2 separate regions of the Homo sapiens genome follow, and region 2 is linked to region 1. A link is an interaction called in ENCODE POLR2A ChIA-PET data of the cell type or tissue named here. Cell type or tissue: CD4-positive, alpha-beta T cell. All regions are shown on one strand. Each heading gives the region's core, and the rest is flanking DNA. Links, peaks and the distances in the headings are about the cores only. Region 1 overlaps CHST11 (carbohydrate sulfotransferase 11). Region 2 overlaps CHST11 (carbohydrate sulfotransferase 11).

The links. ChIA-PET counts read pairs that join two places held together with the same protein. Peaks named below come from ENCODE experiments on the same cell type or tissue, not always from the same donor. Only the 100,000 strongest peaks of a DNase experiment are listed, where the experiment ranks them.
Region 2: POLR2A ChIA-PET joins it to region 1 with 5 read pairs; 3 of 35 experiments call an interaction of 5 or more read pairs at or near these places.

What each region holds. Positions count from the first base shown.
Region 1 is chr12:104,676,874-104,693,230 of GRCh38, reverse strand. All of the region lies in intron 2 of CHST11 (carbohydrate sulfotransferase 11), which reads right to left. Among named protein-coding and RNA genes, the nearest start is that of MIR3922, 93 kb to the right of the region's middle. RefSeq lists an enhancer at 1,135-1,214 and a silencer at 5,093-5,288. In CD4-positive, alpha-beta T cell, for the core only: no CTCF peak of the experiment used is centred there; a DNase peak (open chromatin) is centred at 5,220; H3K27ac peaks cover 487 bases.
Region 2 is chr12:104,466,627-104,482,983 of GRCh38, reverse strand. All of the region lies in intron 1 of CHST11 (carbohydrate sulfotransferase 11), which reads right to left. Among named protein-coding and RNA genes, the nearest start is that of CHST11, 18 kb to the right of the region's middle. RefSeq lists enhancers at 1-52, 4,214-4,263, 9,285-9,454, 9,411-9,550. In CD4-positive, alpha-beta T cell, for the core only: no CTCF peak of the experiment used is centred there; a DNase peak (open chromatin) is centred at 4,403; H3K4me3 peaks cover 1,170 bases; H3K27ac peaks cover 2,076 bases.

The DNA of each region.
Region 1 (16,357 bases), core at 2,329-7,328:
TGTAACTGTACTTGGAGATAAGATTTGGAAAGAGGTAATTAAGATACAATGAGTTCTTTGGGGGGCGGGGCCTGATCCAATCTGATTGATGTCCTTATAAGAAGAGGAAATTGAGACATAAGATATGTGTGTGTATGGAGGAAAAACCAAGTGAGGATGCAGCAAGACAGTCATCTGCAAGCCAAGGAGAGAAGCCTCAGGAGAAACCAACCTGCAGCCACCTTGATCTTGGACTTCCAGCCTCCAGGACAGTAAGACAATAAATTTCTGTGGTTTAAGTCAGCAGTCCCAGCCTTTCTGGTACCAGGGACTGGTTTCATGGAAGACAGTTTTTTTTTTGTTTTTTTTTTTTAATGGATGGGGGTGGGAGGGGCGGGGTTGGATGGTTTCAGGATGAAACTGTTCCACCTCAGATCATCAGGCATTAGATTCTCATAAGGAGCATGCAACCTAGATCCTTGCATATGCAATTCACAATAGGGTTTGTGCTCCTGTGAGAATCTTATGAGGCCACTGATATGACAGGAGGTGGAGCTCAGGCAGTAATGCTTGCTCGCCTGCCACTCACCTCTTGCTGTGGGGCCTGGTTCCTAAAAGGCCAGGGACTGGTACGGGTCTGTGGCCAGGGGCATTAGGGACCCCTGGTTTAAGTCACCCAGTCTGTGATGTTTCATTATGCCTGTCAGAGCAGGCTAATACAGTAAGTTATTTAACCTCTGTGTCTCAATTCTCTCCTCTGTAAAATAACAACAGTTTCCCTCAGAGGTTTGTAAGGCTTCAGTGGGTTAATATATGCAAAACACTGAAAACATCACTCGGCAAATTGCAAATGCTATGAAAGTGTTAGCTATTTTTGCCGGTCACGCCAAATCCCTGGTTCCTAATGCAATGTCTTGAAGGTGGTAGGCAGTCAAACACATTGTCTGGATGGACAATGCCCGACTTCAGAGTGAGGATGAGCTGGCCAGGGAGCACTGCATGCGTCGGAGCAGCTGTGCTCGTGGGCTGCACGCTCTGAGGACTGCGGACCGAGGTTCGCTCTGTGGGTGAAACTGCAGAGACGGTGAACAGGAGCTGCTTTGGGGGAAGTTGCTGTGCCTAGAACCAGGTCCTCCACTCAGGAAGAAATGCAATCCTTGAATGACTTCATCATCTTGCTCTCAATTGTATGTATTTAAAAGTGATGATAAAGTCAAAACAAGGAGACACGCTGAGGTCTGGTCTGTAGTGTGGCACTGCTCTGCAGAGAATCTGCAGCTTAGCAGAGAAAGGGTTTCCTGAGGCAGTGACTTCCTAAACAGCAGTCACTCACCACATTGTCACACATCCAAGTACCAAGCCACACACTCGGAATTCGTCTGGTCTGCATGAGGCTGGTTGCCAAAGCCTGGTGTCCCTTGTCCTGCCCTTAGGTGACAATACCTGTGTTAAATTGTGCCTCTAGGCTGGGGGCGGTGGCTCACGCCCATAATCCCAGCACTTTAGGAGGCTGAGGCGGGCGGATCATGAGGTCAGATGATCGAGACCATCCTGGCCAACATGGTGAAACCCCAACTGTATGAAGAATAAAAAAAAATTAGCTGGGCACTGTGGCGCATGCCTGTAATCCCAGCTACTTGGGAGGCTGAGGCAGGAGAATCGCTTGAACCAGGGAGTTGGAGGTTGCAGTGAGCCGAGATCACACCACTGCACTCCAGCCTAGCGACAGAGTGAGACTCCATCTCAAAAAAAAAAAAAAAAATTGTGCCTCTAATGTGCCTGGTTTCCCCCCCGCCCCCAGTATTCTTTAAAATAGACACATCACCATTAAGAGAAAAATGGTTGGTGTGGGTAGCATGCTTTGGGGAATGCTGGCTTGTGCTCATCTAACAGTGGATGAACTGGAAGTCTAACTCTCACTTTAGCACCCACCTGACGCCCTCTCTAGGCACCCTTCCCTGGTGAAAGACAACAGGACACAGAACATCACATCCTCACAGCCCATCCAGAGCTGAAAGGCAGTTCAGAACGGGCTGAACCAACCAACCCTTCCCGTGCCTTATTGGGCACTGGCACATTTTCTTAGTAGAGAAACTGAGGACCTGGAGACCTGTCTAAGGCCATCTGTTCTTCGAGGACAGGACTGCGGCTAGAACCCACATCTTTGACCCCAGACCTGGTGAGAGTTGGGAGGAAAGAAGATGGTAAGAGTCTATACATGACCTAATTTTTTCAACATAGCCAATAATGGATTCTTTCAGGCAAGAAAAGACCAGTCTTTGATGCTGGCCAAAGATGATTCTGATATGCAGTAACTACAGTGAGTAAGCTGCACTTGTGAAAATCCTGTTTTGGTCTGACATTCCCCGATCACTCTGTTTTTATTCTCTTGCTCATATCTCTTTTATTTTATTTTTATTTTTGGAGACAGGGTCTCACTCTGTTGCCCAGGCTGGAGTGCAGTGGTGCAATCCTGGCTCACTGCATCCTCAACCTCCCAGCTTGGATGATCCTCCCACCTCAGCCTTCCCAGTAGCTGGGACCACAGGCGTATGCCCCCATGCCCAGCTAATTTTTGTATTTATTTATGTAGAGATGGGGTTTCACCATGTTGCCCAGGCCGGTCTAGAACTCTTGGGCTCAAGTGATCCACCCTCCTCGGCCTCCCAAAGTGCTGGGATTACAGGCATGAGCCAACGCGCCCAGTCTCGTATCTCTTTTCAAGCAGCCTGTTTGTCATTGTTTTATGACTGGCCAGAGGAAGACCTCAGATGTTGGACCTAATGCATCCATTTTTCATATAAGAGGGGATCAGAAATCGACTTTTATTCCTACCCAACAAGAAGCGACAAATGGATGCAACTTTAAGAATAGTTTTTAGCAAATTGAAAAGAGAAATACAAATGAAATGATTCAAACTTCAGAATGCACAGAGACCCAGAGACAGGAAGGGAATGTTTAAATCCTCACGGAGTCCCAAAACAAAATCCTTCCAATGCAATTCTTTCCGTCAACTCCACTTTAATAGAAAGCTATTAACTGGATTCTCACCTTATTTATAGGTACTGTGTTATTTTAATGAAAACTAAATCTCGCTTGCTCTGCTCAATCCTTTCTCTGCTCAATTGATTTCCTGTGGCTACATGGGAATAAATTATTTTTAAATCTTCACCTTCGTCACAAGAGTGTGAGCCCACCTGAATGGGGAGACAATTGATATTAGACAAATTGAAAATATTCTTGAGAATGTCATGCAAAATCCCCTCTGGGTTGAATCGACCCAGTTTTGACTTAAATTATGATTTTTGCGTAGTGGTTTTAAGTAAAAAAAAAATGCACAGACATTTTGTGAAAGAGGAAAGGGAAGAGACGGGGGAGAGACCACAGCAGAGGGGAATGGGGAAGAGCATCCAGGGGCAGAGCTGGGGACAGTATTGGGAGGGGGAAGGAGAGAGGGAACTGGGCTTGTCTGTCTAGTTAAGCAGACAGTGCCTGTGTTAGGCTCTATGTTCCCATGATGGTCTTCATAGGGCTCTGTCTCTCCCAGGACAGTCCAAATCTCTCCATTGTTAAAGGACAGCTGTCTCCCCAACCCCGTCTCTAACTTCAGGCAGGTATGCTAGCCGCCTTGGGCACTGGTATAAGGCAGCATCTACCACAGTGCCTGGCAAGGAGAAGAATCACATAAATGTAGTTGCAATGATTAATCACGTAATTATAGTAAGTGCATGATACAAGGTTGCTGAATGAATGCATGAAAGAGAATTCAAAAGGACTTGCTCACCTCGTCTCAGCCTCACAGCTGCTGGGAAGTATGTTCTGCCCCATCTTCAACAGAGCATAACACACAAACGAGGGTCTCAGGCGTCTGCCTGCTATGGGATAGAACAGCCATTGGGCCTATCCTTGGCCATGGAAAAAGCTTCCACTGTATTTCGATTGGAAGCAAGCATGTCCACCTGAGGAGGCAGCAGGCGATTTATGGCCCTGAGGTTTCAGGTTGGGTAGGAAGGGATTCTGGCTGAGGCCAAGGTTTATTTTGGTCTTAAAAATTTCTTTTCCTAATCCTTACTCATTGCAGGCAGCTTGGAAGGAAAATGAGAAAGTCACAAAAGAATGAAGAACATCACAATAGACCATAACACCTAAAGGAAATACTGTTAATATTTTGACATTTGTCCTAGAAATGTTCTTTCACGAATGTGTGTATATAGAAAGAATTGTATCATATAATACTTATATTAAAAAGTCTACTATTTTTATTTAACAATAGCTTGTCTCCTTCACCTCCTCCTCTTGCTCCTTCTTGCCCCTTCTTGCCCAGGCTGGTCTCGAACTCCTGGGCTCAAGCCATCCTCCTGCCTCAACCTCCTGAGGAGCTGGGCCTGCAGGCTCATCACCATGCCCAGTAGCAATGGCTTGTAACTGACATCTTCCCATGTCCATAAACTTTATGCTACAACATCATCTTAAGGGCTCTATACATTTTCCTTATATGGCTGTGACAGAATATACTTAACCACACCCCTATTTTGGTTACTGTCTAGTTCCAATTTTTTGTTATTAGAAATAATACCTGTGTGAACATCCTTAAGGATCCTTAACATTTTATTTTTCACATATTTCTGAAGATTATCTTGAGAATATCTTACAGGTTTTTAAATACACGTTTCAGGTTGATGTTTTAACATTAATTTATGTTTCTAGCAAAACAAGTGAGAGGAAGAAGCAATTTATTCAGAAGACTTCCCAATACGTCAATCTAGCCCTATAGTTCAGTAGGCTCAGGGGCTCTTGAGCCTTGCTATCTGGGGCCACATCTCATTTTACCACCTACTGGCTCAGGGACTAGTGGTGAGTTACTTCTCCTTGCCTCGGTCTTCCCATCTATAAAATGGGTGGAGTGGCGCCCACCAGACAGGGTTGCTGTGAAGGTTCAACTTGTCAATCTAGACGGAAAGCATTTGTGATCAAGGATCAGAACAAGAGCTCCAGGAATCTGTCAGTACCCACCCTAACAGCAAGCTATTCATCCAGAGTTAAAATCCCACAGCAACAGTCACCTGAACACTTGTATCTCATTTTAAAATGGTCCCTATTGTTTTCCTCTGCTGCAACAGCCTGGCGTTCTTAACGCGCACACAGGGATGCCAATTTCCAGCCACACAAATGACCACATCTTTGCGTTTTCTAAGAATCAGAAGGCCCATCTGATGCCATGCAGGGAAGTGATGCACAGAAAACACAACCACACTGTTGCCAAATTCAAGTGTGAACCACACACTGGCTGAGAGCAGGAAACACAGAATAACAACCGCCACCCTCACCCAACGGCATTAAACTGTGAAATGCTGGTACGGTATGAAAACAGCTTCCCTTGTACCAGAAAACTGCATCTGGAGTATTTCTCCAGGAAATATTGTTGGTGTTACTAAAATCCAAAGCTGCAAAGGGAAAAAAAAATTTTGGGGGGGGCGGGGGCCGCTGTTTGAAACAGGATCATTCTAGGCAGGAAAGGCCATTTCTTTAAAAAAGAATCTTGAGCTAAACTGGCCTTGACATCTATCTTCTCATTTCAACTCGTAGTACCTCCTCACTTCCCAGAACCTCCTCACTGCCCAGGTCTTTGGGAAGTACCTCCTCACTGCCCAGGTCTTTGTCTAAAGACTACCCTGGAATCAAATCCTTGCCTCTGGCTTCCCAGCTATGACTATGGGCAAATTCTTAAGCTCTTTGGCCTCTTTCTTCATCTGTAAAATAAGGGCTACTGCAGCATCTACTTAATGCAGTGGTTGGACGGTGAGATGAGATAACTCAGGTAAAGCGCTTCACATGGTGTGTGGTACATAGTAAGTGCTCAATAAATGAGAACCATTGTTATTAACCATCACTATTGCTGTATTGTCCAGGATTTATACACATTTACTTAGTGCCTCTGATGTGTAAGGTGCTTTTACGAATTCAGTCAACAACCCTTGGCTTGACCACCCAAATGAGAACAAGGTGTAAAGCACTTGGATGCTAAAAAAACAAAATAGTTCCAGAAGAGCTGGTGAGGGGCATGGGCCCTGCTGACTGCCCAGTGCAACTTCTGAATCCTAGGCCCTATTGCAACCACTCTTAGCACTTGGCAAGGCCAGAAAGGTTGCTGTGTTAACTGTAGGTTTGTGGCATCTATACAGAAGGACCATGAGCCTTGGCAGTTGGGACCTGCACAATGCTCAAACCAATCCCTGTAGAGAGAGAGAGATGCAAACTGATCCAAAATATACAATTTTAAAACAAAACAAAAAGAAACAAGAATGGCCAGGTGTGGTGGCTCACACCTGTAATCCCAGCACTTTGGGAGGCTGAGGTGGGTGGATCACCTGAGGTCAGGAGTTTGAGACCAGCCTGACCAACGTGGTGAAACCCTGCTTCTGCTAAATACAAAAAAATTAGCCAGGCGTGGTGGCGGGTGCCTGTAGTCCCAGCTACTTGGGAGGCTGAGGCAGGAGAATTGCTTGAGCCTGGGAGGCGGAGGTTACGGTGAGCTGAGATCGCGCCACTGCACTCCAGCCTGGGCAACAAGAATGAAACTCCGTCTCCAACCAAACAAACAAAACAAATAAATAAAATAAACCAGAACAACAACAAACTAAAGGCTCTACTTAGCAGTTACTTTGTAACTTTTGATACAGTAGCAGCCACAGTTGCAAATCTTGTCCAGAAGTCCTACAATTTTAAATAAATAGCCAACAGGAAGTGACACATAGTAACTGAATTTGTGTGGGCCTAGTACCAGATTCAAGTTTCTCATCCTTTATTCCAGCAATCATCAACCAACTTTCTAGTCTTTACTGTCTTCTGCACCTGAGTGAGCAGAGGACTCTCTCTCAGAGCACAGCTGTCCCACATTCTGGCACCTGGAATCAGTCAGCCAAGCGCTGGATCAGCGGCTAAGCAGCTGTCCATTAGACTCCTAGGAAAAGTCAGGTCAACCCTATGAATCACTATGTTGTCTTTTTTTTTTTTTTTTTAAGAGGTGAGTTCTCCCTTTGTGATCACGTTGAAGTGCAGTGGTGGGACCATAGTTCACTATAGCCTCCAAACTCGGGCTCCAGCGATTCTCCTGCCTCAGGCTTCTGAGTAGCTAGGACTACGGGTATGCACCACCATGCCCAGCTAATTTTTTAAAAATGTTTTCGTAGAGATGAGGGTCTCACTAAGGCTGCCTAGGCTGGTCTCAAACTCCTGGCCTCAAGTGGTCCTCCCACTTTGAACTCCTAAAGTGTTGTGATTATTGGTGTAAGCCACTGTGCCCAGCCTATAGAAATGTTTTGCACGAATTTCTGGAACCATCAGAAAACACCAGAGTCTGCCAGAGAAGTCCCCAAATAGCACAGGAATAAATGGCATAAAATATTAATAATTCATGTCTCAGCAAGGGAATAGGCAGAGAACACATGTTCAGCACCAGCAGTGCCAGGAGCTGTTATTTTGACCTAACTTGCTCCAAATGAAAGTCCAGACACAATCTCTCACACAAAATTCTTCACCGGCTCAACCATAACAAGAATAGTCCCTAATAGCATTTATTAAGTGCTATTATGTGCCAAGCACCCCACATACATTAAACATATAATCCTCACAGTAGTCCTACAGGCAAGTGTTCATCTAGGTGATGGAAATGGAGCTCAACTAGGCTGAGAGACTTGCCTGAGGTCACACATTTAATGAGTATTTGAATCCCTGGTCGCCAACCCATACATTATGTCTTAATGATGAATATTCAAAAATGGAGAAAAGGTGTTCAAAATTTATCATTGGTATAAATCATGGTATAACTTTTCTCAATAAAAAGCACCTGTGTAACTTGAGATGAGCATCTGCATTAAAAGTCATAAAATAAGTTTAGGTTTCTTATACCAAACAACCTAATTTGCTTATATATAAATATCAAGGGATAGAAGAGCAGAATTTCAAGCCAAATTGAATAAAAAGCATGCAGTAACATCGCACCTCAGCCCTCTCAGGAGGCTATATATTAAGATTTTTTTAGGCCTTACACCTAATGCTTCTGGAGCAATGAGACAGATGAGGTTTTGCAGATTTACTTCAGCATAAATTAATGCTAACCATCTGGATGGATAAGATAACCAAATAGCCATAAAATCTTGGCAACCTCCAATGTAAGAAAAATTGCTTGGGAGCTGAGAGGAGGAACAAAATCCATGCAGAGTTTGTTGGAGGAATGCCAAAGTGATCATAGAGTTTACTAAGATTTTGACTTACTCTTGCACTTTAATCATAATATATTTGCAGCATGGGGGATTAGAGGCAGTCTTTGGAGGGAAGAGGTTGCATAGAAAATAATTCCTTATAGCTGCAGAGCACCTTGACTGAACAAAGGTGTTTTGGGGCTGGGTGTGGTGGTGGCTCATGCCTGTAATCCCAGCACTTTGGGAGGCCGAGGCGGGCAGACCACTTGAGGTCAGGAGTTCGAGACTAGACTGGTCAACATGGTGAAACCCTGTCTCTACTAAAAATACAAAAAATTAGCCAGGCATGGTAGTGCATGCCTGTAATCCCAGCTACTTGTGAAGCTGAGGCAGGAGAATCACTTGAACCTGGGAGGCAGAGGTTGCAGTCAGCTGAGATCGCGCTACTGCACTCCAGCCTGGGTAACAGAGTGAGACTCCGTCTCTAACAAAACCAAACCAAACCAAACCAAACCATATCAAACAAAACAAAGGTGTCTTGGCTTTCAGTTTGAGCTTTCTAATAGCCTTTGGAGCCATGGAGGGGCAGGGTGTACCATCCCCTTTTTACAGATGATAGAGTTGGGCTCAAAGAAGCTGAGTAGCTCTGCCATTCAAGGCCAATGCTCTTTTCACCACCCTGTGTAGATGTCCTCTCATCCATCCACCTATCTGTCCATCTATCCATCCACTCACTCACCCATCTATCCATCCATCCATCCATCCATCCATCCATCCATCCATCCATCCATCCACATTTTGTACCAATTCCTATTTATTCTGTAATCCTTCAAGAAGGAAGGAAAGGAAAGCCAGTCCTTTGGGGGAAGAGCCACACCCATGCGTCTACGCACAGTTTTGCAAGAGGAGTCCTTTCTCATAAATAATGCCACCATCTTGGGGATCTGGAGCTCTGCCCCGCTGCTAGTTCTGCCGCATCTCCTCGCTCCTCCCTCATTTCCACTGCTGACTATTCTGCCAGCAGTGTGCACTTACAGTCAAGTGCTAAGCATTAAGGGAACATTCTTTCACCTCTCTGCCCTTCTAATCCACTGAATTGGTAGGACTCCAGGCCTCTCTAGCTTAGGTTACTTGGCTAACAGATGCTAGCATGATGGAACTGAGTTCAGAGGTGAATCTAATCATAGTGAATTTTCCCATAGATGTGAATGCATGCATTCACTCCCACATTCATTTATTCACCGACAGATTCCTTCATTCATCCTGGTAGATGTTCTTGGCATCTACTCACTGCCCGGCAATGCGCCCAAGGGATGTAACAATTGATACAATTCAAATGTCAAAGAAAAATGTTCAAAGCATGATTTTTAAAAATTTTCCTTTGCAGGTGGGTAATCTGGTGTCGGCAAATCAAAGATCTGCCCCATGAGAGTGATCAGTTCTGGGGTGGCTGAAAGGGGAATCTCATATCTTACTATTTCCTGGGAAAATCTATCCATATTTCTGAATACCATATTTCAACCCCACAAAGTTGCTCCCAACCACTACAGGAAAATTGTTCAGTGTAGCCACAGCTGGATTTAGACCTTTAGAGGTCTGAAACCCTAACAAAACCATAGGGCCACCTCCAAAATGTGATTCGAAGTGAAAATAAGGTGAAACCATAAAGTAAGTATAAGCCCGGCCTCATTTCTTACTGGTCCTATGATGACTACATTGATGATTTTTATAAATATAAATGATTTCTCTTTCCCTCTCTCTCTGTTTTGGGGTGGGGAGCTAGCATGTGTCCAGCTTTGCTGAAGCCTCTGCCTTAGTTTTGTCTGACTGCTGGGTTGTCTCGCACTGAGCAGGTGGATACTGGGCCTGAAAGTGTCAAACCCTGCTCATTGGTGACATTCTCCCCCTGCCCAATCATACTCCATTCCACCTCCTGCTCAAGACCCCGCCCCCTTTTGCCATTTCAACACTTTCTTCCTTCCTGCAAAGGTTAGTTTCCCTTTTGAGGTTTGTACATCTTTTAAAGTGGCTTCACTTTTGTCTTTGAATGCATAACACTCCCGTGAAGATAAGTACAGTTTACCCCTATTAGACAAGTCTGGAGAAGAAGGACAGAGAGTCAGGTGGGGCTGGACACAGGGTTGGTACTTGGTGATCGGTGGCTACGGTTACGGTAGCTGGCTCATTAAGGCCAGGAGCAGTGTTGAAATCTGGAACCTGATTCTCAGTGCTTTCTGCCGGGCTATGCTGCTGTCACTGGGATTGAACATCGGTTGCCATGGGGCAGAATTTATTTCCCAATGAGGTGGCTTCACAGGAGAAACACATCATACAGGTGAAATCCTAATGCCATATGGAGGATACCATTGCTATCTCTAGTCTGTCTCAGATTCTCCCAATGTCAGTTTGGTGAAAAACAAGACCATAAACACCAGAGAGATGAAATCTTTCACTACCAAGATCCAGGCCAAGACATTACAGGTGTTACCAAAACTGGGGTAACCAGGAGTCAACTGATATCAATGATCCACTTGTGTCCGATGGCCAGGGAGGGTTTGCTTGTCACCAAGGACACAACTAAAATACAACCATAACAAATGCTGCTGCTGTTTCTTCAGGCAGGTCAAAGCTTATAGAATATTACTGATCTTTTCTTTTGTGTGCTGCTGCCTCTACTCAGTTTGTGGCGGTTGGCCAGACAGATGAACACTTTTATTCCTCAACGGCATGCTCAGATGCAACCTCCTTTAGAAAACTTTCCTGATACTCTTGTTCCCTCACTTTGTCCCTCCCTGATGGAATTTGCTGTTCCCAGTGCTGTACAACATATATACTTCCAGTAGAGCCCAATCCCACATTATATTATTTCGGCATTTGTCAAAATATTATGCCAGTGTCTTTTTTAAAAAACCAAAACAGGCCAGGCGCGGTGGCTCACGCCTGTAATCCCAGCACTTTGGGAGGCCGAGGCAGGTGGAACACGAGGTCAGGAGATCGAGACCATCTTGGCTAAAACGGTGAAACCCCGTCTCTACTAAAGATACAAAAAAAAATTAGCCGGGTGTGGTGGCGGGTGCCTGTAGTCCCATCTACTCGGGAGGCTGAGGCAGGAGAATGGCGTGAACCTGGGAGGCAGAGCTCGCAGGGAGCCGAGATCGCACCACTGCACTCCAGCCTGGGCGACAGAGCGAGACTCCATCTCAAAAAAAAAAAAAAAAAAAAAAAGCAAAACAGACAAAAAGAAAAAAGAGGTATATGAGTGTTTCTAGACCTATCAGACTGAAAAACAGACTTCAATTGTCTCCCAAGTAGCAACTGGGACTACGGGTGCATGCTACCACACCTGGCTAATTTTATTTTTTTCTGTAGAGAAGGGGTTTTGCCATGTTGCCCAGGCTTAGCATGTCATTTTAAACTTTGTATTATTTCTGAAAGTAATGAAACTATATCTCTTTTTTAAAAAGCAGCTTGAGATATAATTTATGTACCATAAAATTCATCCATTTAAAATGCACGATTTAGTGGTTTTTCATGTATTTACAGAGTTGTGCAATCATCGCTGTAACCTAATTTTAGAATATATTTATCACCCCCAAAAGATTCTGTCTATGCCCTTTCTAAGCCCTATGCAACCACTAATCTAGTTTCTGTCTCTATAGATTTATCCATTCTGGAACTTTCACATTAATAGAATCATATCATATGCGGTCTTTTGTGAGTAATTTCTTTCACTTAGCATAATGTTTTTGAGGTTCATCCATGTAGCATGTATCAGTACTGCATTCCTTTTTATTGATGATCTATTTCTATGTATCCTATCATTTAGATGGTAATGCATGAAGTTACTCATTACAAAGTCATTAGACAGCCCAGCTGTACTCACTGCCACCCAGTGATGTGTTACTAGAGAAGTGTTGTACCTTTCCTTCCAGGTACTCCACAACAGGCTGGTAAGAGACTGCAAGAAGAGAGAACCTTTAAACTGATCAAGCACTTGCCTTGCACTAGATGTCTTCATTTATTATCTCAATTCATCCTCACAACAACCCTTTGAAGTAGATATTATTATCCCCAGTGTTATTGAGGTCCAGAGACTTTAAGAGACTTGTCCAAGACCACACAGCCATTAAGTGGCAAGACTGAGATTCAAACCTAAGATCTGTCTGCCCCTAACATCTATGCCTTCTTCACCTGAACCCTTCACTCACAGCAGGAACAGGGGGGCGGGGCACTCAAAGATGTGGGCCCAGCTAGTCAAGCTTTGCTTGCACGTGAGAACCCGGGGGAGTGTGGTATAAGTTAAAAGTCAGGGTGACCTGATGATTTCAAACGTGGTTTGGGTGGGCACATACCAGAGGAGGAGGGATTGAGAGGAACTGACTTTACTGAGTGCACAGCATTTCCTTCCCACATGGAGCAGGTGCAGGAGCTGAATCACTGACCCAATAAGCAGAAATAAACCCTCGAATGACAGGACACCAGTGGGAGGCTCCACACTTCTGCACTTCTGCCCAGTAGGCAAAAGCAATGGTGCTTCCTAGCAGAACATCCTTACTTCTGTGGTCTGACCAGGCCCCGCAGATTGGCCCCTGTGTGCCTGCCTGGCCACATGTCCGTCCCCATCCCCACATTCATCAGGGTTTCCTTGCACAGCCTTTGTGTTTGCTTCTTCCAGCCACCAGGCTTGCATCTGCTGTGGTGCCCTTGCACTTGCTCTTCTCTCTGCCTCAGTATGTCCCTGAGATGTCCCCATGGCATTTGCATGTCACTCCAGTGTTGAGAGGCAAGAGCGTGGCTTAAGAGCAACACCCACTGGCTCACTCATGCTATTACTACCTTGTATCTTCTTATATATCTATTTGCTATCACCTGCGTCCTCTCAACCAGAAAGTATGCCCCTTGAGAACAAGGATTACACAGCCTTATGCACTGCTGTATCCCTGGGGCCTAGCCCAAAACCCCTGCACACAGCAGGAGTCCAGTTGATGCTTGGTGAGTCGATGAATGCTCAGAGGTTCAAGTCACTCTAAAGAAAGCAGACCAGTTGGTGGGGCTTTGCAAATTATAAGGTGGTCCAGCAGATAACCCTGATTCCTGGGGCAGTAAAAAAACAAACCAACAACAAAAACAAACCAGAGGGGTTTTGTTGTGGGGAGGCCTCTTCCTCTGGACAGTCAGGGCCGCCACCCTTTGACAAGAGTCAGAGATGCTGTGAGGAGCCTGCCATGATTCTGGCAGCCCTGTGGGGAGCTAATTAGGATTTTCCATGGGGCGGGGCTCCATTGCGTCTTTCTCTGTGCTCTACCATGAATTACACATGGCAGTTTCCAAAAGGGAAAGAAAGATGCCTGCTCTCTGCAGGGCAGGTGATAGTGCTGGCTGTCCCTGCAGCTGGGGCTCGGCGGCCCCAGTATGTTCAGGCCACAAATCCCACTCAAAATCCACACAGGCCTGGCCCCCCTCACCAGCTGCTGGGGTCTCATCAGCAAATGACTTCGCATGAGGGCTCTCTCCATTCCCAACTCTTCCTTCTCAAACCACACACGGGGCGGAGGTCAAAGAAGAAGATCTGACTCCAGAGTTCTGCTCAAGGGAGACTGCGGCTCAGGGGGATATGGAGCAGGACGCGGAGGCTCCGGGGCCTGAATTGGTTCCAGGCCTCGGTGGGTACCCTCCCAACGGGTTTACAGACAAACGTATATGCCCTCGGTCTCCCTTCGCCTCTCTCCTGGCCGGTGGGGGCTGTAAACTGTGGAGAAGGCATTTGGGGTCCTGAAGTCCTCACTGCTAAATTCTACTTCCCTCAGATAGCACTGGCTTCTGGAAATGGAACTTTCTGGGTTGGAATCTTGACTTGATCATTTACTAGCCAGGTGACCTTGGACTGAATCTCTCTAAATTCCAGTTTCCTCATCTGAGTACTACGAAGATAGGAACATCCACCCTCACAGGTCGGTTGGTGGCCTTTCCTCCTCCTTCATTCAGCTAATGTCTACTGAGTACCAACGACATCATGGGTGCCCTCTTACGAGCTGGTTTTGTCTGGAGAATCTCAGGAGAGATAAAAATAGCGGCGAGACTGTGTGAGCTAGAGCGGGAGAAATTAAAATAACCCTAAGACTGTGTGAGCTAGAGTACGTGACTTTACCTCTCAGTCTGTTTCACAAACTGAATGAAATGGGGTCAATGCCACACTCCTGAGGACTGTTTTGAGTATTTAATTCCAAACGTAACCGAGAGCCTGACGCACAGTAGATGCTCAATTAATGCTCATTGTCACTCTCTGAAAATATAAAATGTGGTTTTTATCTCCCCCACCGTGAAGAAAAATAAAAACCTTGTCCTTTCATTCCTTGGCAGCCTTAACAAGCATGAAGAAATAGGGTGTTTTGTTATGCAGAATTACTGTAGCAACGGATAACTGATACAATTGCTGAATCAATTCAGTAATACCTCCAGTATACCTGAATAGTCTAATTCATTTGATGTTTTTCATTTATTAAACTATGCCTCCATTTCCTCATCTGTAAAATGGATTAGTTGAGAAGACTAAATGAATTAAATCATGCAAAACATTTAGAACAGGATGTGGCCCATAATAAGCGCAGCATGTTAGCAAGTATTTTCATAAATGCCCTTCATTTGTTAGGCAATGTCTCACTCTGGGGTTATGGCAGTCAATAAGAGCCAATGTCCCTGTTCCCCTAGAAGTTCCATTCCAGAGGTGGTGAGAGAGACACCAGACAAATAAGGTGTTTTCTTTCAGTGAATGGAAATGTTGGGGAAGGATATACCTTTCTAGGCAAACCTTTACAATATGTTATTAGAACATTTTTCTTTCTCCATTGGGCCCTAAGATAGGCCAATAGAGATATCCAGCAATAAAAGTTAAATGTAAGGTTAAATTCTAGAGGTGATGAGAGAGACACCAGACAAATTAATGAGCAAGATCACTTCTGATGGTGACAAGTGCTATGAAGACAATAAAACAAGGCAATGCAAGAAGCAGTGCCTGGAAGGTTGGAGAAGGCCTCTCAAAGGAGGTGATATTTCATCTGAGACTTGATGAGAAGGCACCAACCACAGAAAGATCTCAGGGAAGTATGTTCCAGGAGTGGGAACAGCAAATATGCAAGTCCTTTGGTGGAACCTGTTTGACATGTTTGAGGAATGTGGGCCAAGAGGCTGGAACAGCAACTGAGGGACAGGGTGATATGAGGTGGGGCTGGAAGGCAAGCAGGGCCCCTTGGAAACAGAATCATCTAGCCCTCTGCCATTGAATCTCTAACCGCCCGTCTTGGCAACATGGTACCCAAGGAGGAGGGGAAGCTGTGCGCAGCTATGCGCCACATTTGAACTTCCGTGAATCTGCAAATGGACCAAATTTCCCTACCTCTCTCTCTCTGCTCTATTCCCCCCAAATTCCTAGTGGTTTCTCCCACTTTCAAATGGACACCCTGAAGGAGAAACATCACATGACCTGTGAAAGGCTGATCAAACAGAGTTGCTATTTAGGCTCTAGGCTCCAATAGGGGCTATAAATATCTTGGGCCTCTTTTAATATAAATGCTGTCACAAAAGACTGCCTTGATCTGCAGCATTCACAAGAAAATACTGTTTGACAAGCTAATCTCCACTCACCTTCCCCTTCTGTTCCTCGCCCATCCTCTGGTCAGCTGAATAACCCTTTTGTTCCTAACTGAGTCCAGTTCTAGCTAGTTAGAACCAGGTTTTGTTGTTTTTCTGCTTTTTGGAGGCCATGGGGACCCCTCGACCTGCATGCTAAGACTTTTGTTCCCTCTGACCAGGCCAAGACACTGGGCTCTGTTTGTTATTACAGGAACATTAAAAATAATTGAAAAGTAATCATTGCGAGAATAATGGCTCCCATTTTTGAGAGCCAATTAGGACCAGGCACTTTCCACACATTACTTCATTTTGTGCTCTCAACAGTCACGCAAAACTGGTACTGAAAACTCTATTCTTCAGATGAGGAAAGGAGGAAATGGGGCAGGGTCGGGAGAAGGTTGGAGAAGGGCGAAGAAATGAAATGTCTGCTTAGCCTAGGCTCACAGGCTAGTAAGGGCAGGGGCTGGGATGGGGCCCACACCACACAGCCCCTATAGAAACAAGAATGTGCCAGCACCCTGGCACGATGAGAATGGCCATCTGTGCTA
Region 2 (16,357 bases), core at 1,949-6,948, 210 kb after region 1:
GAATCAGCACTGTTTCAGACAGGATGACTTTCTCCCATGCTGACTCCGGGCCAAGTCTATGAGAACCACCATCTGTTCCAAAAAGTAAGCAGAGACTTCAGACGTGAAGCCACTAAAAGACAGAAGAAGTGGGGACATTTTTAAGACATTAAAGTCTTAAGTGGGGGGATGCACAGACTCTGGAGTGAGTTGGGACCGAGTTGAAATCTGCAACCTTGGGTAAGTGGAATGAGTTCTCTGAGCTGCTGTCTTTGTCCAGGTAACATGTACCTTATGAGGCCGTTGTGAGAATTTGAGGCAATGTGTGTGAAGCTCCGGGCACACACTAGGTCCTCCATAATTGTCAGCTCTTATTACAACAACTCCTACCTTGCTCAAAGGACCAAAATCTTGTCTCATCGATCTAAGCAAGCAGAACCACGTTGGAGTTCTGTGAGCCTTTCCTCTGTGGGAAAAGCCAAAATGACACTGAGGGTGGGGAAAGGGAAGGGAGGCAGTGGCCACATGGTCTAGGAAAGTGGTGAGCCCACTTGCCTAAAAAATAAAGCCATGTGGATGTAAAGGATGTGCCTAAACTTAAAAGAAGTAAACACCAGCTGCCCATTTGACATGGCCTCCTTTCATTTTTGCGGGGGGGGGCTCCCTGTTTGATGTGGCTCTGGGGCCCAGCAGCCCCAGGTGGCAGAGCAGCCTCCACTGGCTCGTAAATACCCAGGGTTACCCCAGATGACACACCGTCTTCAGCAAAGAGAAGGGATGGGGGAAGGCGAAAGGAAGGCAGAAGGTAGTGAGGAATAGGAAAAAAAAAAAGAGCCATACATTCTTTATATCAGCAACAATCTATCCAAAAATAAAATCAAGAAAACAATCCTGGGGAGGCTGAGGTGGGTGGATCGCTTGAGGTCAGGAGTTTGAAACCAGCCTGGCCAACATGGTGAAACCCTGTCTCTACTAAAAAATATATATATATACAATAAAATTAGCCAGGCATTGTGGCGGGTTCCTGTAATCCCAGCTACTCGGGAGGCTGAGGCAGGAGAATTGCTTGAACATGGGAGGTGGAGGCTGCAGTGAGCCAAGATCATACCATTGCACTCCAGCCTGGGCAACAAGAACAAAACTCCAAAAAAAAAAAATGCAAGAGAAAGGAAGGAAAAGAGGGACGGAGGGAGGGAGAGAGGAAGGAAGGAAGGAAGGAAGGAAAGAAGGAAGGAAACAGTCCTATTTACAATAACATCAAAAAGATATTCTTTTTTCAAGTCATAGACGAGTAAATACTCTGTTCACTTGGATGAGACATTTAGGTATCAGAAACCCCAAAGCCCTCTCCAAAAATGCCTTCCCTTTCTTAGCCAATCTTTGCCATATCTGATATCGTTGCCCCCCATCGACGCGTGAGAGAATCCATGACCGCTCCCTACAGAAGGAAGCCACCAGCTGGAACAGTGGGCTCAGGTGACTGCACCCAGGTTTGGTTTTTGAAACCATTTCTTTCAGTGGCTTAAAAAGCTGGGCCAAATTCTAAAAATTGTAAAGTATGACAGTAGATTACTTTTTTTAAGTGATAACTTATTCCAGCGCACCCAACTGGGAAGGCCAATACGAGGAAGCAACATTAAACGGGACCTGAAGGAAAAGCACGCCAAGCACAGGGAACGGCAAGTGCAAAATTCGTGACGTGGCAAGAGTGTGGTGCTCATAAGGCACTGAAAGAAGGCAGAGTGGCGCAAGTCCAGCTGGGCAGGGGAACAAGGAAGTGGGACCAGGCAGGCCTCAGTGAGGCGGGACCTTGAAGTCAGGCTAAGGATTTGGGTTTCTCTTCTGGGTGCAATGAGAAGTCATGAAAGGCTGTACCTTTGCAGTGTTACAGCAGAGCAGAAAGGCAGCTCTCTTCCCATTTCATAGCTGGAAAGTACGGCACAGAGAGGTTAAGTGACCTCTGCTGAGTCACATCCCGGCACAGGGGTGAAGCTAAGAAGCCACATCCCCTGACTCCAACTGGAAAGAATCCCTACTGGGTCAAGGCAAGAAATGTGTTCCTTCAGACTGCAGTATTTTCCCAGGACTGCTATAACAAAGTGCCACAAACTTGGTGGCTTAATACAATAGAAATGTATTCCTTCATGGTTCTGGAGACCACAAGTCCAAAATCAAGATGTTGGCAGGCCCATCCATGCCCTCTCTGAGGCCTCTAGAGAAGGATCCTTTCTTGTTTCTTCCAGCTTCTGGTGGCTCCTGGCATTCCTTGGCTCATGGCAGCATCAATCCAGTCTCTGCCTCCATTATCACACGGTCTTATGTGTGTTTCTGTGTCTCTTCTCCTCTTATAATAAGGACGCTAGTCATATTGGATTAAGGGCACACTGTCCTCTAATATGACTTCATCTTTTTTTTTTTTTTTTTTTTGAGATGGAATCTTGCTCTGTAGCCCAGGCTGGGGTGCAGTGGCACGATCTCAGCTCACTGCAACCTCCGCCTCCCAGGTTTAAGCAATTCTCCTGCCTCAGCCTCCTGAGTAGCTGGGATTACAGGCACCCGCCACCATGCCCAGCTAATTTTTTGTATTTTTTAGTAGAGACGGGGTTTCACCATCTTGGCCAGGCTGGTCTCAAACTCCTGACCTCGTGATCCACCCACCTCAGCCTCCCAAAGTGCTGGGATTACAGGTGGGAGCCACTGCACCTGGTTGACTTCATCTTAACTAACTATATTTGCAATGCCCCTATTTCCAAGTCAAGTCACATTCTGAGGTTCCAGGAAGAACATGAATTTGGAGGGGGGGGCGGGGACACTATCAACTCAGTGCACTGACTAAGCAGATGTTTATGAAAGATAGGCCTGAATTCAACAGGGGCTCAGAGCACTGACCAACTAAAGTATAGAACCTTTTGCAGCAGAACTCCTGGTTGACCCCCAATATCCATTCTCTGTCTTCCTTTAGAATAAAGAAAACACAAGTTTAGCACATGACCACACGGAATGAAGACTACCTTTCCCAGCCTCCCCCACAGACATAAATGGCTGGAGCTAAGTGAGATTTAAGCAAAAGTGATGGATCCAAGGGGAATGCCCTCCGCTGGACCTCTCTCCCTCTTCCCACTGGCAGGAAGGCAGACATGGTGGTGAGCCATCTTCAACAAGTGGCATGCATACATGAGAAAAATATGTCCTGTGGCTTCTTCAAGCCATAGGAACACATTTGTCTTCTAGCAACAGGAGGTAAACAGAATCAAAAGTTCATGCGGCCATTTTCAGTCCAAATAGGTTTTCCTAGTGGCAAAAAACTTCCTAGCATACTACCTACTACCTAAGAGTGCAAGACTTTTTAAAATCTAATTATATATTTTTTACCTCTTGCCTCTCTTGGTTGTTATTCATCAGAAAAACAAGATCTGATGCCTGTCTTGGATAAGAGCATCTCCAGTTTTCTTTCTCTCACTCCCAACCTTACTCTCAAACTGGGCATGTGATCCCGGCCACACCAATGAGATTTGCTCACTCAACAGATTTTTACTGAACACTTGCTGTAGGACAGGCACCGTTCTAGGAGCTGGGGATGACAGTAAACAAAATATAAAAATCCCTGCCCTTAAGAACTTTACATTCCAGAACTTTTGTGGAAACTGCTGGAAAAAAGAAGTACTCTCTCTTTCTACTGGGACTGCTGAAAGGCTAGGATGGAGGCTGGAACCGCAGGCAGCCATCTTGCCACCATGAGGAGACAGACACAGCATGAACAATCACATGCTAGGGTGCTTGGTCTCTGCCACACTGAGTTTGGCTCAGTTCCCTGAGCCAAAAAAAAGGGGGGGCCCTTTTTTTTTGCTTAAACCAATTTGAGTTGGGTTGGGAAAGGAAGGAGTTGCATCCAATTTCTACCAATACGTTAAGAGTCCCTCAGAAAGATATCTGAGGCAAGTTTGGAAATGCCAAGTAAAGACAGGTGACTCTTTTGAAAACGGCTTTTCCTTGGACATGCCTTGGACATGCACTGTTTAAAGGCTCCTTCCATGTTGTCATTTCCAGTTTTAAAAACCTCCTTTTCAATAACCCCCTAGAATGAAGGCACCAGTTCACTGCCTCTCCCACTATGTGTTAAGAACCAAACCATGTCATCTCATCCCCCAAATGACCAGAGACTAGATGGTTCCAGTCACCTCCTGAAGCTCTTGAAATTGCCTGCCACTGCTGCTGATGGCCACAGGGAACACCACCTTTATTTCCCAAAAGGCTAAATCCCACCGGTTTTCCTCAAGGTAGTGACTGGGCCCCAACATTTCTGATAATTGCTTTCCTTCCCAGGCAAGCACCTCCATGCTCTGGGGCCCCGTGAATACTCAGCTGTTAACAGGAACAGCCTGAACTAGACTTACAGATAACCGAAGCTAACTGACCACATCCTACTTAACAGGAAACCTAATAGACAGCTATTTTAGACTTATTCTCACTTCCCCTCATCCGCTTCCATCTCGGCACTCTGCTGCTGGGAAGTCAGGGTGTACATAAAAGAGACTATGGGGAAGGGGTCAGTGGAGACTCCAGAATTCAGATATAAAAAGGCTTAGGGACGTGGACCTGGTGGAAGAGAGGTGCTGGCACTGCATTCACGTGGCAAACATCACATTTTTACTTACAGTGTATTTTGGGGTCTCTGGTATGGGCTAGTGGAAATCATTTTTTTAATGTTTAAGAAAAGAAAATAATAAAATTAAAATATACCCAGGCCTTCCTTCTGGAGATATAAGTAACAGAAATACTACACAGGAAGCTCCATCTGCCGTGTGTGTTTGTGTGTGTGTGTGTAACGATCAGCAATGTCTTTCACTTTTGCAAGAAGAAAGATACAGTTTGAGTTATGGGTTTGCTTTGGTTTTTCTCTCCCTGTCTCCCACCCCCACTTCCTGTTAGGGGGGTTGCTTCCCAAACTTGAGAGCCCCATCAACACACAGCTCCCTGGAGAGGCTTCATTCTCAGGGTGCTGCCAGCCATCACCCTTCTTAGAGTCATAGGAGACATGTGAAGAGCTCTTAGACCTTCTCACTAAATGAACTTCCTCATAACTGAATTCCTTTCTCCAATCAGTTGAGGACAATTGAGTGCACAATGCCTCCTAGAGCTATCATTGTGTCTTTCCAACTGCAGAGCAATTGTTCATTTTCCTTTCAGCTCAAGGATCGTTCCTTGTCTTAGTCCATTTGGACTGCTATATCAAAATATCCTGCACTAGGTGGCTTGTAAACTACAGAAATTTATTGCTCAAACAGTTCTGGAGGCTGGAAAGTCCAAGATCGAGGCACTGGCAGATTTGGTGTCTGGAAAGGTCCCACTTCCTGGTTCTCACTGTGTCCTCCCATGGCACAAGAGGTGAGGGTCTCTCTGGGGTCTCTTTTATAAGGGCACTAATCCCATTCATGAGGGCTCCCTCATGACCTAATCACGTCCCAAAGACCACCACCTTCTAAGAGCCTCATATTGGGGATTAGGTTTCAACACATGAATTAGGGAGAGACGCAGCATTCAGACAATAGGGTTTCTCCATATGTTTTTCCTCCTAAATCACAAAAAGAAATTTTTCTCGCAGATGCCAGCCCACGCTTTGCAGAGAGAAGTTCTTATTAGAGCACTTTGAGTCAGATGAGCCAGGGCATCCGAGCTCCACCAACTACTAGCTGGGTTACTTTAAGTTAATTACAAAACTTCTCTGAGTCCCACCTAAAAATGAGGATGAGGCCAGTTCTCCTCGCCAGGCTGTGGAGAAGACTAAATGATTTAACACCTGTAATGGGTACCTAGTGAGTAGCAGTGAAAATGTATCTTTTCATTGAATTTGAATCCTAAGGATGATCTATTATAGGACTCTTGGACAGGCACTGAGGGTATGGAGGTGGCTTTACAGCAAGCTACTTGTCCATTCATGAATCCCCCTATCCCTGGAAGCCCATTAATAAGATACTTTGTGACATCTGAAGAAAGTTCTGTTCTCTTCCCAGATCAAGTGAAACCTCTCCTTACCTTCCTTGGCTCATTCATTCAGACATGCAAGCATGTATGCAACAAACATTTATTTTATTACAAGTCTGTCATACGCCAGGGACTGGGGACACAGTTTGTGGCCTCCAGAAGCCTATAATCTAGTATGGACCAAAAACTCAATGCAAGCATGAATGTTGAGATAGAGGAAGGCTCCATCAGGAATCTGGATGACAGCTTAATCAAAGGAGCTGGGATATAGTAAGATGGACATATTCACACACTGCTGGTTGGAGCATCAATAGATACAATCTTCTAGAAAATAATTTGGTTACACTTATCAAGAGCCTTCAAAGGTTTATAACCTCTGAATTGCCCCTCTGAAATTTTATCTGAAAGGGACATTAAGAAACTCAGACAAAAGTTTAGTTTACAAAAAAAACGGCATTTTTTTAAAAGGGAAAATCTTTCTCAAAAATATTCAACAAAGGAGAATGGCAAAATGAAAATACATCCATCTGATGGAATATTACAGTGTTGTCAGAGAAAACTGAATGACATGAGAAAATGCCCATGATTCGGTGCTACATGGAAAAAGCAAAATACACTGTAAGCCTGACGATTTCATCTTTGTAAATATATATACACACATATATTACATATCTTACATATATGTGTATATATTATATGTGTGTATAACATATGTATATATTATTCACATATGTGTATATACTACATGTGTACATATTACATATATTACATATATGTGTAACATATGCTATTACATATAACATATATGTAATATTGTTTTTGCATGTGTTTATTATAATTTTTATAATTATAATTCTATTTATTTATATATTTATTATAATATATAATATATTATATTATATATTATTATTTATATTTATATATAATTATAATTTATACATATATAACTACATATATGTAATTATATATTACAAGTATTACATATATGTATATATTATAATATATTTATTTATAAATGTATACATTTATAATAATATATGAGGGATAACTTTTTAAAATATATCTTTGTAAATATATATAATATAAGGGACCCGCTTCTAAAAAAAAGTCATATATATATATATGGGACCTACTTTCAAAAAAATTCATCCCTAATCCCTGCCACCCAGGAAAAATCTCTTGACCTTCTGGTCTATTTTTCCATGGATATATACATATAAATACATATATATATGCATATATATGGCAGGGATTGGGGTAACTTTTTTTGGAAGTAAGTTCCTTTTTTCAAAATTCTCTATAATACACTTGAATTAATTTCATAATCAGAAATATATATATATATATATATATATATATATATAATGCTGCTTTACTCTGAGGCATCATAGGGCAGGGGAGGGAGATGATGGTGAAGGAGCCAGTGGGGCCACCAACCTTGCCCCTTGATAAATTTTATGCCAAGAACGTGAGCTCTATTAAGATAGGGATCATTGTCTGTTTTGTCCCCTGCTGTTTCCCTAGCACAGGAACAGTCCTGGCACAAACAGTAGCCATTCAACAAATGCTTGTTAAATAACTGAACAAATGACCAGAGCCCAGCTCAAATGTTCCTTCCTCTGTCAAGTTCCCTGACCTCCCCTAAACTAATTACTCTTTTTTTTTTCCTAGCCACCCACAGCCATTATTATAAAGCATTACAGCTAACAATTATGGGTCTGTCACCACTTGCTAAATTGCAAGTTATTTGTAGGCAGGAACTAAGTCTTATTTAGATTTGTCTCTTTGCTCAGATAAATATTTGGTCAATAAATGTTTGAGTGCTGGATGGAGGGGTGGAGAGATGTCAGACAGTTCATACTGCATGAACAGTAATTATTCATTTTAATTATGATTTAACCCTCATGTAAATGTGTATTGATTTTGAGAACTGCTAATAGCATCAGATCTGAGTTGGGAAGAGACCTTAGAAATAGTCTAAATAGTCTAAGTAGTCAACTGCAAAATTGTTGGTTTTAGCCCTGAAATACTTAATTCTAACAAAATTTTACTCAGAACCCAAAAATATGAAACAGATAAGCAAGGAGCCACTCTGATGGGGGTGGGGTTTACTGGGACCCCCTACCGCCGTCCAAGGACCTTCCCCCATGCTTCGGCTTAGAGGAGTAGTTTGAAAACTGCCAACATCTACATTGTTAGTAACACATGTGGGGTCCCCAAAGGGGGCAGAAGAACTGGGACAAGAACCCAAGATCCCTGATGCCCCACCCAATGCCCACCCAATGCCCTTTCTACTTTGTTGGAGTTTTATAACAGATCGAACACTCAGCAATGACCTCTGTGTTCCTAATCCATTCCTTGTTTATTTCCCATGAAAATAAAAAAGGAATGTTGCTGTGACTTTCCAATGACAACATCCTGCACATCCCTCAAATCTCATTTGCAGGAAGGCACTTACTATCAGCCCTGGATTTATTTTTAAAAATCTCATTTTGCTTTTACAGGCACAGGAAACAAAGTCAGCATAAGCCTTGAAAGAATTCTCTGCAGAGTCCCAAGAAAGAGCCCTGAGCTGCTCCCCTCCTGAATGCAATGGATTATCCTAAAGTGAGCAAGGCCACTATTCCGAGTTAATATTTTTAAGCACATAATTGTCGTTCGGATGATGGCTCACACTCTCCCAAAGAAAGCTGTTTTATTACAATTAACTAAAAGATTGCCTGTTCAGTTTCTGATCTCAAACCTGCACTTCCATTTTTGAATAGCAAAATTATACAGAAAACCCTATATATAATGAAACCTTCGCTCTTAAAGGATTTCACTAATTCTTCCAATTGCAAAATAATCCCCATTCCAATACCTTTGCATAGGCTTCCAATAATAAGTACTACCTCAATTAGACCTTCCAATCTCTAATCCCTAAATCTTTATAAGTTTGCAAGTGTAAATCCAGAAACCCTTTTAGCTTGCCTGTCCACATGCCCCCTTTAAAACACGCTGCATATCTGTGATTACATTATATTAGTTTCTTTTTCAATTAAGCCTTTGGAAGAGTTCTCCCTGTCGTGGTTGTAGTGGTCGCGGTGGTGGTGGTGGTGGTGGTGGTGATGATGGTGATGTTTTAACGGAAAATAAAGGGGATCAAAGGTGGTGAGATGCCCCTATGAGAAAACCAGCTCTCAATTATTCATCGACAGGCGTCAAGTGCTACAGTCTAGCAGAGAAAATACAGGCAGCCCTCAGCTTTGTACCAAGCACAATGGCCCCCAGAAGTGACTGTGAAAGCCACAGAGAGATGCCTTTTTACATTGTGTATGAGCTCTACAATAGCCCCATGCCCTCTCCCACAGCCCAGGAAGGGGAGCCTAAAAAAAGAGGCAGTCTTTTGATTTAAAGAGGACACAGGGCGGCATCTTTCAGGGGTACAATGCACTCAGACCCCACACACAGTGAACTTGGGTCTCGCTTCCAGGAGGAAGCAGCAGACTTTGTTCTCCATCCTTCACTGCTCATCTCTAGGGCAGCCCAACAGCTGCAGCCTGACCCGGATACACCCATGAGCTCCCACTGAAGCAAGAAACTCTCTTCCCTGCGACTATTTACACACTTTCCCTTTCTCCTGCCACTGCTTCCAGAGCCCTCTGAGGGTGAAGCTAGGGCACCATTAGCAACTGAGAGACTGAAATTTAACCTCCATGGCCTATAATTTTGGCCCGAGCAATGCAAAACAGAGGAGTTTCAAATCCCACTACAGAGTGCCTTTAAGCTCTTTCTTACTTTGCACTTTAGTCGTTCATGAATAATCTTACCTCCCATTAAATGATGATAATAGAAACGATTTCCAAATGGCCCCGAGTTCATTTTGAGAAAGTGAGTTTGAAACTACTGCCTTTCTAATGAAACAAGAGAGTTTAAATTCAGCTTAAATTTCATCATCTGAAAAACAGGAGACACTAAACCTTCTGTGGCTCCCTGGTACCAAGAATAAAACTCAAACTTTAGAGCATTCAGAGCCATCCAGGTTCACCTCTCCACCCCTGGGCTCCCGTATTCCCAGACATCACTCTCCTCACTGCCCCACTCCCTGCTCTGGCAGGCGTCCTCACCTGGAATGTCTTTCCTCTCCCTTCCCAGATTCCGCCAGCAAATTTCTACTCATCCTTCAGAGCCCGGTGCCAACCTCAACTTTCCCTGGAAGGTTTCCTTCCACCACCACCACCACAACCACCACCATCACCACCACCACCAAAATCAATCACCCTCCTCTCCCTTTCCTTCACAGTTTGTCTCTCTTTGTAACAGCAATCGCATCTGGCCCCATAAGACAGTGAAGTATGTGTGTTTACATCCACCCTAATAGAATGAATGTTCCTTGGGCCAGACTTTGCAGCTAAACGTTGGTATTAGAACCATTTGAAACAAAATTTAAGCAATTCCCTAAATCCTTCTGAGTCTCCATTGCCTCATCTGTAGAATGGAGCTAGTAACAGTTGCTCTTGCTACATGGCAGACTGTGTCAAGATCTCAATAGCACAATCAAGCTTCAGATAGCGACTGATTAACTAGAAGACTCTGAAGATACCTTAGAGGCCTGAAATGACTTTAGAGGGGTGTGTGTGTGTGTGTGTGTGTATAAAACTTTGCAGCCAATATCTTGTATTTAACATGTTGAGCCTTAAGATAATCAATATTATTCCCAAAGGGTATAGCTAAAACCCAGGAAAGACAACATCCCCTTAAGAAAATGGAAGGGGCGGGCGCAATGGCTCACGCCTGTACTCCCAGTACTTCAGGAGGCTGAGGCAAGATCCCTTGAGCCCAGGCATTTGAGACCAGCCTGGGCAACATAACTAGACCCTGTCTCTACAAAAAAAAAAAAAAGAAAAAAAAAATCAAAAATTAGCTAAGTGTGATGGTGCACACCTGTAGTCCCAGCTACTTGGGAGGCTGAGGAGAATTCCTTGAGCCCAGGAGGTCAAAGTTGCAGTGAACTATGATCATGCCACTGCATTCCAGCCTGGGTGACAGAGCAAGATTCTGTCACCATAAATTTTTTTTTTAAATTAGGGTGAGGGGAGACCAAAAAAAGCCCTAGTTCAATGTAGAAAAGGTTCTCTAACACTTTAGAGCTACACTATACATTACAGTAGCCCTAGTCACGTATGGCTAGTAAGCATTTGAAATGCAGCTAGCCTGAATTTAGATGTCCTGTAAAAATACACATTGGATTTCTGGAGACTTAGTACCAAAAATATGTAAAATATTGCAGTGAGTTTTAATATTGAGTACCTGTTGCAATATTTCAGGTATTAATCTCACCTGTTTCTTTTCACTTTTTTCAATGTAAAAATGGCTACCGGAAGATTTAGTTCTGTGTGCAGCAGCAGTGTATTTCCACTGGACAGTGTTGCTCTACAGAAGTCTTGTCTCAGACCCTCCCGTTGCAAACCAAATTAGCAGATCCCTTTCTGGGACACATTTAATTACCTTTGTGGTTACAGTGATGCAATTCCTACAACTTTGACAGTTGTTCACTTTTTGGCTGTTCACATTTAGCCATGGTATAAAAGGGGTTGTTCTTGGCTCTCTTAAGTGACAGCTCACCATAGAATCAAAATGAAAATCAAATCAGCATTGAAAATTCCATACCCGCTATCCCAAAAAGGGGGATTTTCTTCTTAGTGACCAATTACCATCAGTGTATTCCTTCTTTTAGCAAATAGTTACTGAGTGACCATTATGTACCAGGCTCTATTGGAGATGTTGGGATATTGTGCTAAACAAGACATGGCCCCTTCCCTGAAGGAGTCAATGTATCAGAATGAGTAATATTAGAGATGTACACACACAAAGTACCACAGGGATGACAGGAAGGACATCTATCCCCTCATTCTGACCAAGAGGGGATGGATGGTAACACAAGAGGTAATACATGAACTAGACTTCGACCCAAGGTCACATCCAAGTTGAAGAAAGACATGAGCGTCATCTAAACACAGATGATACCCCAGGCCCCAAGAGAGGATGAGCTCACCAGGGATAGCGTGTAGGGTAAGAAGAGAAGGGGCTATCATTGAATGTCCCACTTACAGAGTTTACAGCTGAGCTTAAGGCCTTTATGAAATAATTACTTCTTGACCTAATTATCTGAAACCAAGAACATGGAGATGGGCATACTAGTGAGGTGAAGAGTACAGTGTTTGCTGTCAGTTAGACCTGAGCCAGGATCCTGTTCCAGCTTTCCGATTAGGCAGGCTCCTTCACCTCTCTAAGCCTCAGTTTCCTCACCTGTATAATGGGATTGGTAAATGTGCATCTCACAAGGTTGTGGTGGGGATTAAATAGGATGGATAATCCAAATACAGCAGCTGACATACTGTTTGATACAGAGCAAGTATTTGGTAAGTGGTCATTGTTGTTACTGGTTTTTTTCATAAAGCATCAGAAAAATGTTGAATCAAATAAGGGTTTGATATGGTTTGACTGTGTCCCCATCCAAATCTCACCTTGAATTGCAATAATCCCCATGTGTCAAGGGCAGGACCAAGTGGAGTTAGTTGGATCATGGGGGTGGTTTCCCCCATGCTGTTCTCATGATAGTGAGTGAGTCTCATGAGATCTGATGGCTTTATCAGTGTCTGGTATTTCCCCTGCTTGCACACATTCTCTCTCCTGCTGCCCTGTGAAGAGGTGCCTTCTGCCATGATTTTAAGTTTCCTGAGGCCTCCCCAGCCATGCAGAACTGTGAGTCAATTAAACCTCTTTCCTTTATAAATTACCCAGTCTGAGGTATTTCTTCACAGCAGCATAAGAACAGACTAATACAGGGTTTCCCGACTATTGATATTTTGAGCTGGCCTATTCTTTGTTGTGGGGAAGTCTATCCTATCCATTGTAGGATGTTTAACAGCATCCCTGGCCTCCACTCACTAAATGCCAGTAGCACACCTTCCCCAGTTAATGACAACCCAAAATGTCTCCAGACATTGCCACCTGTCCCCTATGGGGGAAGAAGGAGGTCCCAAACCAGTTGCAAACAAATAGTCTAAATCAATGATTAGGTGGAATGGAAAGAGGTCTGGGTGCTTAAAAAGATAGAAACTTTTTCAACTTGTAAAGAAATGTGAGCCCTGACAAATATGCTCCCCTTCCTCTATGATAACTCTGCAGCCTAACAGGGACTATTTCAAATGTGAGCCTGGCCTCAGGTTGAAGAATGCCGGGCCTAGCCCAGATCAGGGTTATGGAGTCTTTGAACTAAATTTCAGCACCTGGTCTGGTGAAGAAGGGAGGAAATGGGTCTGTGCCCCAGCTACAAATGCCAGCCACAGAGCAAGCTCCATGACACCTGCAGTTAAGCAGTGGGAAGGACTGACCCCTATACAGGAAGAGCCCTTAAAGTCCTCCTCAGCACAGAACAAGCCCAATGTGGAGACATAGGGCCAATTGATGCTGTCCTGTGCAATGAGCCATGCTAACCCACCCAACAACTGCTCACATACAGGCTGCCATGCTACCACTGTTATTTTTCTGAAATGACTGCTTTTCATCCTCCTCGGAGTTCAGCTTCAGAAATGGCATTGACCAGTGCCTGTTATTTCCCAAGTGTCACTAGTTAAAGCTAATGGGAACCTGAGGAGTAATTAAGTGCATAATTGGGAGGAAATGCTGCGGTCACTGCATTCAGCAAAAAAACACAAGGCTGATTTCTGACCAAATATAAACTCTGCTTTGCAAATTGCTACACAGTTTTGGCCTTGGCAGCGGGTATGCCTGTTAGTACGGCAGACAGAGGGTGAGCACATACAGAGAGAAGATATTCACAGGAGCCTCACACTTATAGAAGTCAGATCCTTTCAGTAAATCTTACAGTGTAGGACGCACATGTTAAAAGGATAAAAACTTGCTCAGGTTTCAAACAGAATTAAATAGAACAGCATCTTGTTGACATGGAGATTCACATCCTTGAACGAGGAACCACACAGGTAATTTATCATAACAACAACATGTTTATACTGCTTTTACATTCATTTTTTCTTTTCTTAAAATTTAATTTTATTTAATTTTAAGTTCCAGGATACATGTGCAGGACATGCAGTTTTGTTACATAGGTTTACATCCATTCCCAATGCATTTTCACATCTAACTTCTCATTTAATCTTTACCACCGCCACCCATAAAAGAGGTAACATTACTACCTTCACTTGGCAAATGAGGGGACCAAATCTCTTGTCTGCGACTTTCACTCAGTCACTCATTCAATCAATTATTAAGCCCCTACACTTGCCAGGCACTTGCCCAAGTCATGGGATGCAGCCAAGTACTACGCCAGATGCTGTTTACACATAGAGTTTTGAGCTGTTTCTCAAGGAGGGGCATTGGTGGCATTTGGGCAGAATGATTCTTTGATGGGCAGAAAGGTCCCACCCTTCGCAGAATGTCTATCACTAAACTGCAATCATTCTCGCCAATCTTTAGGGTGGATGGGAAGAGTAATGCCCAAATGAGAGCCCTCCCAGATGTTCAGAGCAGCGGATATGAAGTCATACAGCCGGGTTTGGTTTTTATTCCATCCATTCCTCTCCTGGGGACCTTAGACAAGTGATAATGCTCTATGCTTCAGTTTCCCCCCTTGTAAAATGGTGGTAATTATAGCGTATACATTATACGAGTCCCATGGGGGAGTAATCTATATTCAATGCCTGACCCAAGTTGGCCTTCGGTAAATAATATCCAATAAATATCTTTACTATTTCATTGGTTCATCTCCCATCTACCCTCATCTCCTTCAATCTTTAAAGCGACCTTTGCAGAGAGAACTTCCCTGACAATCCTATTTAAAATTTCAATCCCCCCACCACTGCCACTTCACATCCCCCTTCCTTGCTTCCCCGCCTCCCGTAGCATTTGTCACCTTCCAACATACTCTATAATTTAATATCCATTTGTTATTGTGTCTCCCCCACTATGATGTATGTTCCATGAGGACATGGATTTTCACCTGTTTGATTCTACACCTAGAACAGAGCTTAACTCTTAGTAAGCATTTAACAAAAATATCTTGAATGATGTCAAATGGATATAGGGAACAGCCAAATCCTAAAAGCTGGTGTCCAGACTCCAAATTCTGTGCTCTTTTCACTATAATGAGTGACCTTATGCAATGATATTAAAGGTAAAATATGACAACCGTTAAGAAATGTTAAGTGTCCTGTTACAACACTACCTTAGAGGGGCCTCTGTGGTTTCCCTCTTCTGAGATTCTTCGAAGTTAACAGTTTCTAACAGAAACCCAGCCACCAGCTTCTTTCACTTGAGTTGCCTTTGTGAGTTTCTTCTCCCAAGGCATTTAAGATAACGATTCAAGCCAGAGAATGATAAGGACTGAAACACTTCCATTACCAGGTTTCTTTGTCTCTATCCATATCTACATGAGACAGAACCCAAGTCCTGGTGATGCTGGAAATATCAGCCCTCCCCATACAGCTTATCTAAAGCCAAACTAAGCCTCCACCACCGCTAGAACTGGCACCAGGTTAACACTGTACTTTTACCCAGAGTTGACAATGGCAGGTTTGACAATAACCAATGACATTCAAGGCAGGTCTAGTCCTGGAGTTCCAAAATCCTAGTGGACACTGTGCCACAAAAGGGGTCCGGGAAGGAAACATCAGACTTCCCATTTTTTGTTCATCTAGACACCAGACCTTCCATTTTCAGTTAACCTAAAAAAATTTTAACTATATCAAGAATACAAATGGCCACAAACAACTCCATCTAACCTGTCATATCAAATTACATGTCAGTTATGAAACTCAGGCAGGTATCCTCAACCACAAAATGAACTGGAGTGACCACCTCAATAATTCCACCATTCTCAGCATATTTCAATGAATAACCATTTACAACTGAATCATAAGTAAATTTACAGATTATATTATCTACTTTTAACTATCCTATTCCTCACAAAATAGAACTGAGGCCTAAAGAGATCCCAGCCAAGAAACCACAACTTGAAGATAATTGTCACAATCCAGGCACACAAGAAAATGGCATTCCTCCCTCTTGAGTACTAGCTCTCCATTGTATCTTTGTGGACAACATTACAAGGTCAAAAGGATGAAAGAATCAGAATTGATAAAGAGTCAGCCAACGGAATTATCCAACAGATAACGACATAGGGGTTTGCAGTCACTAGTCAGAAAGGATCCTATCCTAGATATGTAGATAATGGTAGTAATATGCAGAAATTATTTATAAACAAAATATATTGAGGGATGGCTGCTCAAATATGTTTTACCAATAGGGTGTGGTGAGTATTGTGATTATTTGCTCATCGTTCATTCTACCCTCCTTCTAGAAAGCTTTCTAGCCTGCAGAGGCTGGTAATTGAAAA